2 separate regions of the Homo sapiens genome follow, and region 1 is linked to region 2. A link is a contact called in ENCODE Hi-C or POLR2A ChIA-PET data. All regions are on one chromosome and are shown on one strand. Each heading gives the region's core, a stretch centred on a gene start or an enhancer-like site at or near the end of the contact. The rest is flanking DNA. Distances are from core to core; before and after follow the strand shown.

Region 1 (6,799 bases), core at 1,738-4,237, 1.6 Mb after region 2:
CTGATCAACACTGTGGTTATTTACCAAAAACTGGTTGCTAGAGAAGTTGTTCCTACTCACCATTTTCGCTTTTAGATTTTTCTCAGAAATTCTAAAGGTAGCACCTCATTTCCCCGAACTGTTCTTATCTAATTCCAACAAATACACATAATGGGCTATTCGGGACACTGGAAAACAAATTTGTGAACTCTTCTTGGGTGAGCCATTTTGAGGGCCCCGCAGGTCCCTGCCAGTTAAGTTGTCTGATCTCAAGAAGTCAGCTCTATTTGTGCAGAGAGGTTACCCATCTTCACAGAGGCAGCCACGAGGGAGGCCTGAAGAGGATTAAGTAAAGACCCTGCTGGCCAAAGGAGTCAGTGGTGCTCATCCAAACATCCTTTGGTATATAATGTAAAAGCAAAACACAGGACCAGAAACTGGTCGGAAGGGTGCCAGGTCTTGTGCGGACTGGGAGAAGATGTCGTGGGAAGTGGTTGGTGAAAGGGAGTGTTGACTTAACGCATTGTTTGGAAACTTCCTTAATAGGAAGTTAAAGAAAACATACTGAGTAGCATTGGCCTTTTGCCAGGCTTCTGGATGGCGCCATTTTTGCCTTCGGAGTGTTGCTTCCAAAGCTGGTCCTCTGGCAACGATGGTGCTTATTCAAGGGAGTCCCTGGGATAGGAGGAGGTCCCAATTTTTTACTCTAGGAGCAACCTCCAAAGTTCCCCCTTCCTTCGCCTTTCTGTTCCCTCATAAAGGAATGTGTCTGCTTGCAGCCCCCTGGACTCATCAGTCCCTTATTTGGCTTTAGGGCCATGCCTTTGGCACGTTGGTTTGTTTCCATTCCTTTGGAGTCAGAGGTGGAATGAGTACTGATGTAGAAATCTTGGTTCTGAAGCAGCTCTGGCTGTCTCTTCCCTGCTTTTCTTTCAGCATCTTAGAAAACAAAACAATACTCACTGAATTTATTTTGTCCCAAATCTAGACTAGTGCAGGCCATGACATTAGAATAGCACTCTGCTTTTCAGAGACACTTTCCAGTACCTGTCTGTCCTGGGCATTGCCATTTCTGCTTGATAGAAAGGGAAACTGAGGCTGAGTAGTTTGTGACTTGCACCGTATCACCTAGCCAGTTAAAAAATATTGTCAAAATTTACAAACCCAGAAGGAGAGAGACTAGTATTATAAACCTCAGATGCCCATTACCTAGATTTAACAATGATCAAGATTTTGCCACGTGTATATATAGCTAGTGCTGGAGAAAATGATAGCAATATTTGTAAAGCACAAATACTTTCTACTTTACAAATAATTCTTTCACATTTGTTCATATGATCTTCCTATATGCCAGGCACTATTCTAACATCTTACAGGGGCACTGTGAAGTAGATTTTGTCATTCTCCTCATTTTATGATGAGAAACCATAGGCACGGAGAAGTTACTGACCAGTCTGAATTCACACGACTTATAAGAGCTAGGATTTGAATGTATTTTCTCATTTGATCCTCAGCATCGCTGTGATACTGATGGTGATTATTAGTCTGTTCATTTTGCAGTCTAGAAAATGGAGGGGGTTTATGTGGCTCACGTGAAAACAATTTTTATACAAATACATAGTGAGCACTTCTCGAAGTTTTATTTATCTAATTAATGGGCTAACCAGCAAGATGATAAAACTGGTTTAAAATTGGATAAGGGAAACTAAGACGTATTTGTGTGGCGGTGTGTGTGTATTTAATAGTGAAAAAAGGAATGCTGAGATAAGATTGCTAAATTAGACACAAAACTAGTTAATATCCTAGGGGCTGTAAAATCATAACCTTTGGGGTTATCTTTTCTACTAGATGGAAATATTTGCATTTCTGTTGTATCTTATTAAGTTTTTACAAGTTAACATCTGATTTTACAGAGTGGAACAAGGGCTGTCCTAATTAATTGTAAATAGTACATCTTTCAAAGCCACACTCTTCCCATAAAGTCCAGAGAACCGTAGACAGGCCTCTGAGAGTCTAAGGCTTGGCTGTGCTCCCTTAGTGTTTTTTAATTTAATGTTTTGAGACAGAATCTGGCTCTGTCACTCAGGCTGGAGTGCAGTGGTGCAATGTCAGCTTACTGCAGCTTCCGCCTCCCGAGTTCAAGCGATTCTCCTGCCTCAGCCTCCTGAGTAGCTGGGATTACAGGTGCGCGCCACCACACCTGGCTATTTTTTTTTGTAGAGACGGGCTTTCGCCCTGTTGTCCAGGCTGGTCTGGAACTCCTGGCCTCGTGTGATCCACCTGCCTCGGCCTCCCAAAGTCCTGGGATTAGAGGCGTGAGCCATTGCACCCAGCCCTGGCTGTACGCTTGTGTGACATTGAGAGGAACCATAGTCATCTTTTGCTTCATTTCCAGGCTTTGGAAGGGCAGTTGCCTAGTGCAGCTGCTGCTTAAACCAAAGCATTCCGACTTTCCCTCTATGCTGGGTTAGCACCATCTTTAGACTTTTGGAAGGTGATTAGGAGGCTAGAAATAAAAAAAAGAATTAAAAATGTTAAAATTGCTCAAATGGAGTAGAATAATTCCCAGAACCCGAAAACATAAATCACCTGAAAAAAAAAAAACTATTAAAAATACAGATTTCTTAATCCTTCCCTAGAAAAGGGAGGGGATTGTGTATTTTTGAACAGTCTTTCCAGGTGTTGTGCAGTTGTTGGGCTAAGTCGCATGGTGAGAACATTATTACTAACATAGGCAGGATGAAGACCCTCCAGGTGAAATAAGAGAGACCAGAAAAGTGGACCTCCCAAGGCATCATCAGGGTATAAATGCCTGGAGACTCTTGGAAGAATTAGATAGAGAAAGGCCCAGAGAAAGGAGGTGTCAGCAAAACTTGCTACTGAGATGAGCAGAGTGATGCTCGCCTATGCTGAGCTCGTCTGCAGAGGGTGTTTTTCAAGGTAAATGGGAAATTGTTATCACTTTATCTTCACTGGTTTGCTTATCTGAAGCAGGAGGAAGAAGGTTTGAGCTCCCAGAAGATGTTTTGCAAATTCATTTTAGTGTCACTGCTCCTTCCTCTCTAGAGGGTGGTTTAGCCTAGAGAGGCATTTGAAATTTGTCTGACGATAAATAGAACTTAAAGGAATTGTCCTGAGTTTGAAGCTTCTGAGCCTTAGGAAAGACGGGTCTGAGCTGTTTTCAGGCTGCAGTGTACTTTCAGGGCCTGGCTGCTTGTACAGGTTCCAGTTCTTCTTCCCTAGAGAGTGACCTAATGTTTTATGTCCGGTATTTGGGGGTAGCTTATTTTCCTAGGTGGGAGTCTGAAGATGCAGGTTTTGCTCAGGGACTTTGGAATCTAAATGACCCAGATTTTGCTCAACTCTAGTGCTGGCTATTATTATGATGGTGCCGAGACATGGCAGAGTGTCCTACTGATTTCTGCCTGTCCGTGGGCTCCTGAGCACAGAGCAGACAGAGCAGGGGGCAGCAGGGTAGAACAGAAATTGCTTTTCTTTTAAAGCTAGAAAAAAGGAGTGGGCGGAATGGGAAATCTTGCACAGTCCTTTCTCTTCCTGGATGCACATCACTCACAAGTCGTTTCCTGAAAATCCTAATGCAATCCAATGGTGAGAGACGGCTTCCTGCCGGTCTGCTGAGCCAGCCCCTCGTCAGGGAGGAGATGAGAACAAGATGTGGTCAGAGAATGGGGCAGCTGGGCTGGGCCGGGCTGCTCAGTGACCATGTGCCCTCCTCTCTGTGGGACAGCAGCGTCCTTTGGTTCTGAGAGCAGCACCTGGACACATGGGCGTATGTGGACCTAGCTTGGGGGAGCTGCAGAGTTGTTCAAACAGATGGCTGGCCCTAACCCTAGAGTTTCTGTCTGATTCATGAGTCTGGGTGGAGCCTGGCAATTTGCATTTTTAACTAGTTTCTAGATGATGCTGATATTGCTGCTTCAGAAAGGGTGATTAGGTGGAAAATGAAAGCGGATTGTTTTATGTAGATTCAGAGGCCAGAATGAAGGCCTGTGGGTGCCAGTGACAGAGGTGTAGTTTTTAATCCGGAGTAAAACATTAAACTACTGTATGTGGTCAGAAATGGAGTGGGTAGTCTCAGGAGTAGCCTCTCCCTGGAGGTGTCCAGTGGTGAATAGCCATTTGGCAGATTCCTACACGAGATAAAAGGTTCATTCATTCGTTTGCGAGTTTATTCACTCATTCACAGAATGCACATGTACTGCCTGCTTGCTAGGTGCTGGGGGCCGGGGAGAAGACTTCAAAGACACAAGGTCCCTGTTTTTGGGGAGCTCACAGTGTAATTGGGGTTTGACTACATGATTTCTAGGGTTCCTTTCAGTGCTGAGGGTCAGAGAGGCCTGTGATGATGGGGTAATGTCACTGGGTGAATGATTTCTCCCCCCTTGCTAAGTCTCAGAAGAGGCTGAGAATATTTTTACCAGGAGTGCATTTTCTGTGGGAAAATTCACACTTCCCCACTGGCACCTGGAATGAACTATTAAACTCTGAACTCCTGACCAGCTGTACATGGCGCAGTCTGTGAAAGCAAACCCAGGAAATGGGCTGCAGGAATGAGCACATTGCGTTTTACCACCTCTCTTAAGTGATGTACTGGAGAGTTCATGGCTGGGGAAAGTTAGAGAGAGAAACTTTCTGGGTTCTTCTGTCATAATCCCTGTTGAAAGCAATAATGATTATCACTAACTTTTACCCAGCTCCACTTTGTGCCAGGCATGGCATTAAGTCTGCTACATTTATTATGTTGTTTGATCCTCATCACAGCCCTATCAAATGAGTATATCATCCTCTTTTTTGTGTAAGAGGAAACAAAGGTTCAGAGACATACATGTACTTGTTCACGGCCGTAGAGGCAGTGAATGTCAGAGCTGGAATCAAAACTTCAGTTTTCCAGTCTCCAGACCATGCTCTAAGCTGCTAGTACACTGAACTACTCATCCATCCATTCATTCGGTAACTAGTTAAGTGGTTTTCTCATTGAACAAATGTTAAGCACTGACATAAACCAGTGAGCAAAACTGCTTGGCCTCTGCCCTCATGAGGCTTACAGCTTTTCTCCCTCAGGCAAATGGGTGACTCCTCCCTCAAATCTTGGACTAGTTAGATGCTAAGGAGAAAGAGAAAGGACTGGGAGACAGATTCTGGCAGGTTAGCCACTGACCCAAAGTTTCCATGTGAATGAGAATTTCTCTTCACAAAGCTGGGGTTTGTGCTTTGCTTTATTTTTACATTTTCCTGTTGGGCTTCTTTTCTTCTTGTCCAAGGCGAGAAGTTGAAGGCCTTGACATAGTACAGGAGACAATTCTTGTGGCATTTGCCTTCTGACCACACACTGGGGATGGAGGGAAATCTGAGCGATCCCAGAACTTAGAGCTGGAAGTGACTCTAGAGGAATTCTAGAGACCCTCTGCGATGACCCTCTCTTGCTGGGAAATGTCACCTCTTTCAAAACCTGGGTTATCCCTGCAGATTCCTTTGGCTTTCTGTGCTGGCCTCAGCCTACATTTTCTTCTTTTTAAGAGCAGTTTTAAATTAAAATTTCAGTTTTCAAAACACCTCTCTGACAGTTAATTTAAAAGTCAACCAACTTCAGAAATATGCAACTTATATTGTAAACATCTTCTGCAACCCCTGAGATAATCACCATCAACAAAGGGCATTTGTTTCTCTCTCTCTTTTTTTTTTTTTTTTTGAGACAGAGTCTCGCTCTTGTCACCTAGGCTGGAGTGCAATGACGTGATCTCGGCTCGCTGCAACCTCCACCCCCCAGGTTCAAGCAGTTCTCCTGCCTCAGCCTCCCAGCTAGGCACCTGCTACCACACCTGGCTAATTTTTGTAATTTTAGTAGAGATGGGGTTTCACCATGTTAACCAGGCTGGTCTTGAACTCCTGACCTCAGGTGATCTGCCCACCTCAGTCTCCCAAAGTGCTGGGATTACAGGTGTGAGCCACCACACCTGGCTGACCTTGACTTTCTGTAGATCAATTCTGCCTTTAATGTGGCTGAACTATTAATAGTTGAAACATCCATTTGACTCTTATATTTTTCTTTTAATTTTTAGAGAAAATTCTAAGAACATTTCTTGAAGTTGCCTGGCCTTTGGTGAGGGGATTCTTAACCTGTACTTCAAGGGGTCTGTGGTGAGAGAAACCAATGTCCAAGTTTAGAAAAGAAAAAAAGGAATTTATTGGAAGAGTAACATAGAATTACCAGGTCTCAGGAAATCGGAACCACTAAGTGTCCGAAAGGGCAGGCAACGGAAGCTTAGGGAACCCTTGTAGCAGGAACAGAAGAACAGATGCATTGCTTCCATCTGTTCAGACCTGGCAGTATCTCTCCACTGGCTTCGCTTGAAATACAGGTCACCCCTTGGCCAGGGCCAAGTAGGACACCTTGATTGACAATCTCACCAAAATATGCATCAGGGAAGAGTTATTCCCTTAAAGAAAAATTGGTCTGCTGATACTAAAAATTGGTAGATCCAGTGCTGGAAAAATCAACCACGGTACACAACAGGGTTCATAGGCCCCGGGAAATTTTGCATGTGTTTGCATGTCTGTTTTCCCAGGACCCAGACAAATATTAAGATCATTGCTTTAGTTCTGTCAATTCCATCTAGTTGGAGTGATGTTCCCATAGTGATGATAAATTATATTTAATTTACATTAAATATAAAATTAATAACAAACTTATGGTTTTCCTTTTTGTTCCTTAGCCCCTTGTGGCTGCCTAGTTTCTTTTGTATGGAGATGCTTGGGATAGTCCTGCCTGGTTCAGTTAAAATCACTCGTTGTTGCTAGG
Region 2 (6,545 bases), core at 3,191-5,690:
TTCTAATTTCATAATTCTTTTAATTTTTTAGTTTTCTAACTATATAATTCCATTGATGGTTACCTATAGTAATCAGATATTTATGTGTTATTTGCATTTGTGTCTTTCTACATGAAAACAGGGTTACTCAATATTGCACAGTTGACATTTTGGACTGGATGATTTTTTGTTCTAGGGGCTAGCCTTTGCATTGACGAATATTTAGCAGCATCTTTGGCCTTTACACACTAGGTGCTAGTAATACCTCTCCCCAATTGTGACAACCAAAAATGTTTCCAGAGGTTGTAGAATATCCCCTCAGGAGCAAAATTGCCCCTTGGTTGACAACCACTGCATTACAATAATTCTTCCTGAGAATTTGGCTTCCTCTTTCAGTAGAAAGAGACAATTAATACATTATGTGTTAGAAACCATCATCTAAGAGTGATAAAGGAGAATTGCTAGATCACCCATATAACTTAGTCATGCATTTTTATAATCTCAGAAACTGTTTTAATTCTTTTAACAATTTTTAGTTTTAAGTTTTGATTCTTTTTTGCAAATACCCTTCCGGCTGATTGTGTGAGGGTCTTTCCTTGTTTGGCTATGCAGTGCTAAAGGAATTCCACTTGATTGCCTAATGGGAAGTCATTTCATGGAAAAAGTAAATACAGCCATATGAGTTTGTTTGGAAATACTTGAAATGTTCTCTTTTAAATACAATGAATAAAGCATTAAAAGTTGAAAAAAAGGGAAGAATTTTTTTACACAAACTTCCCTTCTTTGATGCCAAAAATACTTTAGACAAACTGTCTTCCAGTACTCCCATGTAACTTACTGATAATAAACTAAATTCTCCCTGGTTGTGCTTCCTGCCTGTTTTCTGAGTGTGTAAAGGCTCTGGTTATTACTTAAAGCTTACTATTTCTCAGTAGTCACACGTTAAATGAGTTAAATTTTAAAAGGAATATTTTGTTTGATGTAAAATTTGCTTCAAAGTAAATATGTAGCCTACTTAAATATTATAATTATCTTAGATTTCATATAGAGTTGAAAATGATAATTTTTAAGGGTTGTACTCCTATCCCCCAGTTTTCTAACTAGTTTGTGGTTCTACTTGGGACTAATAAAATATAATCGGGGCCAAAACTTTGAGGGAAATAAGATGAGGGTGGGGTGATGGTGGTGGAAGATAGCCAAAAGAGATGTTTAGTGTAATATCACTAGATGTGATTGGTTAGTGTAGTAGAGTTGAGAGAGATCAGCTCTCAATTGGGTTTTTACTGGGCATAAAATATTTAATAAGGCCATGAAAAGAAAGAAAATTTCATAATGTGGAGCTTTGGCAGCTTTCTCTGTATGGTAAAATTCCATTTCAATAAGTTGTGTCTGTTTCTAGTGCACAGAAAACAGAGATGAAGGCCATTTATATATAATTCTTCATATCTAAATTTTTCCTTAGATATGGAAAGGGGTATCATTAACATAATATGCTTTTATAAGCATATTGTGATTCCGCTAGGAATGTATCTAATATATACATTCTAATCAATTTTCTTATTTAGGGACTATGTTCGGAGTGAACTGGAGTTTGCCTATGAGGGACCAATGTATTTAGAACCTCTCTCTATGAATCGGTTTACCACAGCCTTAATAGGTAAGTATTATAAAAGAATTAAAGTGTAGGTAGGAACCGACCAGTCTTACTAACTTATAAAATTCATGCATACTCATTTTTTTTTAAAACGGAATTCTCAAAAGTGATTCATGGGGACTTTTCCCACATATACCCATTGTTTGGTGGTTTTTTTTTTTTAAGTCTTCTTTTCCCCATGTATAGATTATGTATTTATAGTCATATTGTACATAGTGCACAGTTGCTTGTGTTTTTTTAAGGGTTTTTTAAGTATTTGAGAAGATTAATTTTTAAATAGAGCTAATTATTACTTTGAAAGATTAAAATGAAACACGTAGTATCTTAAATTTACTTATTGCTGTTGAAAGCCATGACCTTATTGTCAAAAATGAATGTCCGGAAACATCAAGAACTTGAGATGTGATTGAAATATTCAGGTAGCAGAATGTTAAAAATAGAAGTGTTGGCTAAGGCCTAAAAACAATATAGATACAATTTAAAGTGAAGTACCAGACCCCTGCTACCAGAGTGTACCATGCCAAAATGCAAAAAAGGAAGTAAGAGAAAACCTGTTTTGTGACTTTGAAACTCACCCATGTAGAAGGTGTTAACAGGCCTAATATTAGAGATTAGAGGAGGATTTCTTCAGAGAGAACTCTTTTTTTCTGAAATACTTCCCCAGCCCTTTACACTAGAGGATTCACTGGGGGACCATTTGGGGAGTTATGTGTCTTGTGTGGTGAAGGGGGGAATGCTGTGGACTGGTGTCTGACTCACCCTGGAACATCTTTTTTTTTTGAGTTACACTTTTATTTTTATTTTCTTACATTAAAAAACTTTTTTTTTTTTTTTGAGACAGAGTCTTGCTCTGTCGCCCAGGCTGGGAAAACATTTTTTAGATAAGTTTCTGGGGGAACACATGGTGTTTGGTTACATGGACAAGCTCTTTAGCAGTGATTTCTGATATTTTGGTGCATCCGTCGCCTGAGGAGTGTATGCTGTACCCAATGTGCAGTCTTTTATCCTTCACCCACCTCTCACCTTTCCAGGAGGCCAGAATTCCACTATATCATTCTTGTGCCTTTTCAGCCTGCAAAATCTAAAACTACATTGTCCAAAACTAGCCACATGTGGCTGGTTAGCACTTGCAGTGTGGTGAATTGAGATTAAGGTGTGCTGTATGTGTAAAGCACATACTCAATTTTGAAGACTTGGTACAAACCAGGTTAACTTTTAATACATCTTGTTAACTTTTAATATAGATTGAATGTCTATATGATGATGTTTAGGATATGTTAGGTTATATAAAATATATTGTTGATTTCACTTGTTTCTTTTTACTTTTTGAAATGACACTAATAGAAAATTTAAAATTATATTTGGCTTACATTATAATTCTAATCTGATATAAAGGACTAGCAATAGACTAGTTGCTTGTTGAGTGTTTTGACTGTGGAATGAAAATGCCTTATAGGGTTTTCCTGTATCTTCTGATACAGGAAATTGTAGAGCAAAGGATGTAAGTTTCTTGTGAACTAGACAGTGGCCCCGAAAGTCTGTGTAGGATTTTCTTGGGTCCTGTTCAAGAAGGCCTTTTAGATGGATGAGAAGACCTCAACAGGGATTGACCTTCCAGATTCCCAGGAGCTGAGAAAAGAGCCAAAAATGGCCAGTTGAGGGTGTATACCAAGCACCAAGGGTACTGCTGCAGGTGAGAGAGCCACAGTGATAGGAACGGTTTCAGAAGAACCCATAAAAGGGTCCAGGGGAAAATAAATCAGTTTTAGATACCTCAAGTCTAGGAAGCACCAGTAACAACCACATCATTGTAAGAGTCCAGTTAAGTAGGAACCTGCCTACTTCCCTCCCTCTCCTTCTTCCCTACCCACTTCAATCCTTGGTAAGTCAGAGAGAGAGGGAGAAGTGCTAGGTCAAAAAAGAGAAAGAAGCCAGCCACAACCTCCCCACCTTCTCTCCCACTTGCAGGTTTTCTATCTTAAAGCATAAAGGTAAAAATTAATGCTTTCCCTAGAATGCCTGAACTCTAGAGTAAGGGATAAGTCTCAACTTTAAATCTGTTTGAAAGTTTCAGTTATTATTAAATTGAGACAGTAACCTAAGCTAGAGTAGAAAAGTTATGGGACTTGCCTTGGATTTTATCTAGGGGCAGGAAAACCACTAATCTCTACAGAGTGGATTTTAAAAGACAGCAGAGGACAAAAATAATGTTGCTTTATGACTATCGTTATGAGTTGGCATATTTATTAACGGTAACATTCAATAATGAAGATATTTGCCAAGTTAGAAAGCTTGTAAAGTTTTAGTTTATGATGCATATACTTGTATTATAAATATGAAGCATATTTCTTAAAACTCTTCTTATCAGTGGCCATGGTCTTCTGTTTACTTAACTAAGATTCAACTTTCCAAAGTCCATAAACTATTAAGGAGCATGTTTTCTTCCAACTTAGATTTTAAAATAATTTTCTGGTGTTTTTCTTCATTTCAGTAACAAACTTTTTTGAAAAACTAGGTAATTTTAATATGCCATGATTTCTTAGGGTTGCCAACCTCTTGGAGATATTTCTAATAGTGGAATCCTGAAATCTAAAGAGTACATTGGGATTTTGGTTTATGCAGAGTTAAAAGTTGAAATAGGCAAATCAGAAGACAAACAACTTATTCTTTTGGAACTTCAGGGGAAATTCCACTAACAATATGACTCCTTCCTTCTTTTACGTCAGCAGGAGTAGTCTTCTCTTAAATACGCCATATGAGTCATATTCTTCTATGAAAGAAGATAAAGGGAGCCTGTAACCCCAGCACTGAGCACCACATGTGCTGGCATAGACTTAAGGGAATTTTCAGAGCTTAGAGGAAGTTTACATTGTGCTCAACAAGGACATTTAAATTTCATAGCTATAAACACAGTGAAAGCCAGATCATTTGGTGGCCTCTTGTTTTCTATATAATTAGGAGTTTTTCTTTTCTTTATGCCTTTATGATTATTTTTCACATTACTTTAGTATCAGTTTTTTAAAGGCCAAAATTAATGCTTTGTGAGATAAAATACCGTATGTGTTTATGACATAGTAGATTGTTGTAAGTGTTTGGTCTTATGTAAAAATGGTTGACATTTTTGTATTTTTCTAACACAAATTGAATTTTCCTTATTCAAAATGCTTGGCACCAGAAGTGTTTTGGATTTCTGATTTTTTTACATTTTGGAATATCTGCATTATATTACTGTTTGGAAATCCTTAATCCCAAAATCTGAAATCCAAAATACTCCAATAAGCATTTTCTTGGAGCATAATGTTAGATTTTAGGGCATTTTGGATTTTAGATTTTTGGATTAGGAATATTCAACATGTATATGGATAGAATACAAACAAGTCCCAAATTTTCATTTTGGTTTTCATTGACAAGAAGTGAGAGAATATGATTAATTATTCTAAATTAATCTGGAAAATAACATTCAGTAATCTCCAAGAAATTCTGAAAGGAGCAATGAGAGAGGACTTGTCCAATCAGTATGATGGAGCAGGGTGGTACCATCATTAGAATAGATCACTGAAAACAAAAAGTAACAAGTTCTTATATAGACCTAAATATGTAAAAGATTTTGGAGTTTACTACAGTGGCATTTCAAATTAATGAGAAAGGAATGGATGATTCCAGTAGCCAGTTTTGAGATAACCAGCTAAACATGTACAAAAAACAAACTTCGATCTTTATTTTCTTATTCCACAATAAATCAAATGTATTAATTTTTAAGTTAAAATTAAAAATTAGCTAAAAATTACTAAAAGAAAATACAGCTATTTGTATAATCTTGAGTGGGGTAGCCATGTAATAAGCCATGGCACTAAAGGTGGGTACTATTAAGAAAAAAAATGGTTTGACTATTTTCAATACATACTTTTATAAGAGAATAAAGTTATTTAAAATATTAAGACAAGGGACATATTAGAAAAATGCAATCATGTGACTAAGGATTACTATTTCGATCAGGCAGTAGGATACGTATTCTAGCAGAAAAATGGGCAAAGAATGTGAACATTTCACCAAATAATTGCAAATGTTTTCATATACTTATTGATAATGTTCAGTGCTGTTAGTAACCAACAAAATGCCAATTTAAAAAATTTGGGAAATATTCCCTGTTCTTCCCATCTCTAAATTATACTCACTATGGCAAGTTAATAGAAAAATAGCCACATTATACACTGGTAAATTGTTGCTGGAGGGCAGTCTTGACAGTGTGTCAAAGTCTTTAAAAATGTTTTTTTCTGATTCAGTAATTCCTAGCCTAAGAGAATATTAGGAAATGTGTTCCAAGTAGTTTATACAAGGATGTCATAATGTAAAAGCTTATTCATACAAAGCATTTTATAATTATGGAATATTTGGAAAGGGCTAAATGCAAATATCATGTCACATACATTCAGTGTACCCCAGGGTGTTCTTAGGACTACCTTTGGGTTGTGGGATTATAAGAGACTGAGAGTTTCCCATTTTGTTCTTTGTATTTCTGTGTTTAATGTAATGATCATGCGTAATCCCCAGTGAGAAGAATTTATTTAGTTTTTAGTTTTAACTTATGATTTAGTTATTTGGGGCAGTTTACTTGGCCCTCCAAAAATAAAGATTAAAAAATTATCAGAACAAATATTGTTGCAGTATGATCTTGAACAAGTAATTATATCTCTTGGATTTTATGCTTTCACCTATAGACCAGAACAGTTAAATATTGCGTACCTTTGGAAAAGAAGTTATGTATAAACATTAGCAACTGAATTGTCACAATACTGAATTAGACATTGTTTAAAGTTTTCTTCATATTACACATGGCATCACAGACGACCAGTGGAGATTTATGCTGCTCTTTCCAGATCAGCCCTACAGAATTAGTATTCAAAATTCACAG

The links. A loop is a pair of places that touch in the nucleus more often than their neighbours do. ChIA-PET counts read pairs that join two places held with the same protein, here RNA polymerase II (POLR2A). Pooled maps may share reads with other maps.
Region 1: a loop to region 2 is called in a pooled map, with 7 times the contacts of the local background. The contact joins two enhancer-like sites. A Hi-C loop is called at or near these places in 3 of 50 pooled maps. POLR2A ChIA-PET finds 5 or more read pairs at or near these places in 2 of 52 experiments (K562 and RWPE1).

The regions. Positions count from the first base shown.
Region 1 is chr5:157,538,044-157,544,842 of GRCh38, reverse strand. The region is part of intron 3 of ADAM19 (ADAM metallopeptidase domain 19); the gene reads left to right. Among named protein-coding and RNA genes, the nearest start is that of ADAM19, 34 kb to the left of the region's middle. RefSeq lists enhancers at 2,967-3,076, 3,237-3,296, 3,707-3,806, 3,947-4,066. Within about 2 kb of position 2,987, at least 25 of the 41 ENCODE cell types and tissues checked have a DNase peak (open chromatin) inside an H3K27ac peak, as active enhancers do.
Region 2 is chr5:159,177,051-159,183,595 of GRCh38, reverse strand. It overlaps RNF145 (ring finger protein 145), which reads left to right. Exons shown (of 11, transcript NM_001199383.2): 4 at 1,545-1,636. Among named protein-coding and RNA genes, the nearest start is that of RNF145, 29 kb to the left of the region's middle. Within about 2 kb of position 4,440, at least 12 of the 41 ENCODE cell types and tissues checked have a DNase peak (open chromatin) inside an H3K27ac peak, as active enhancers do.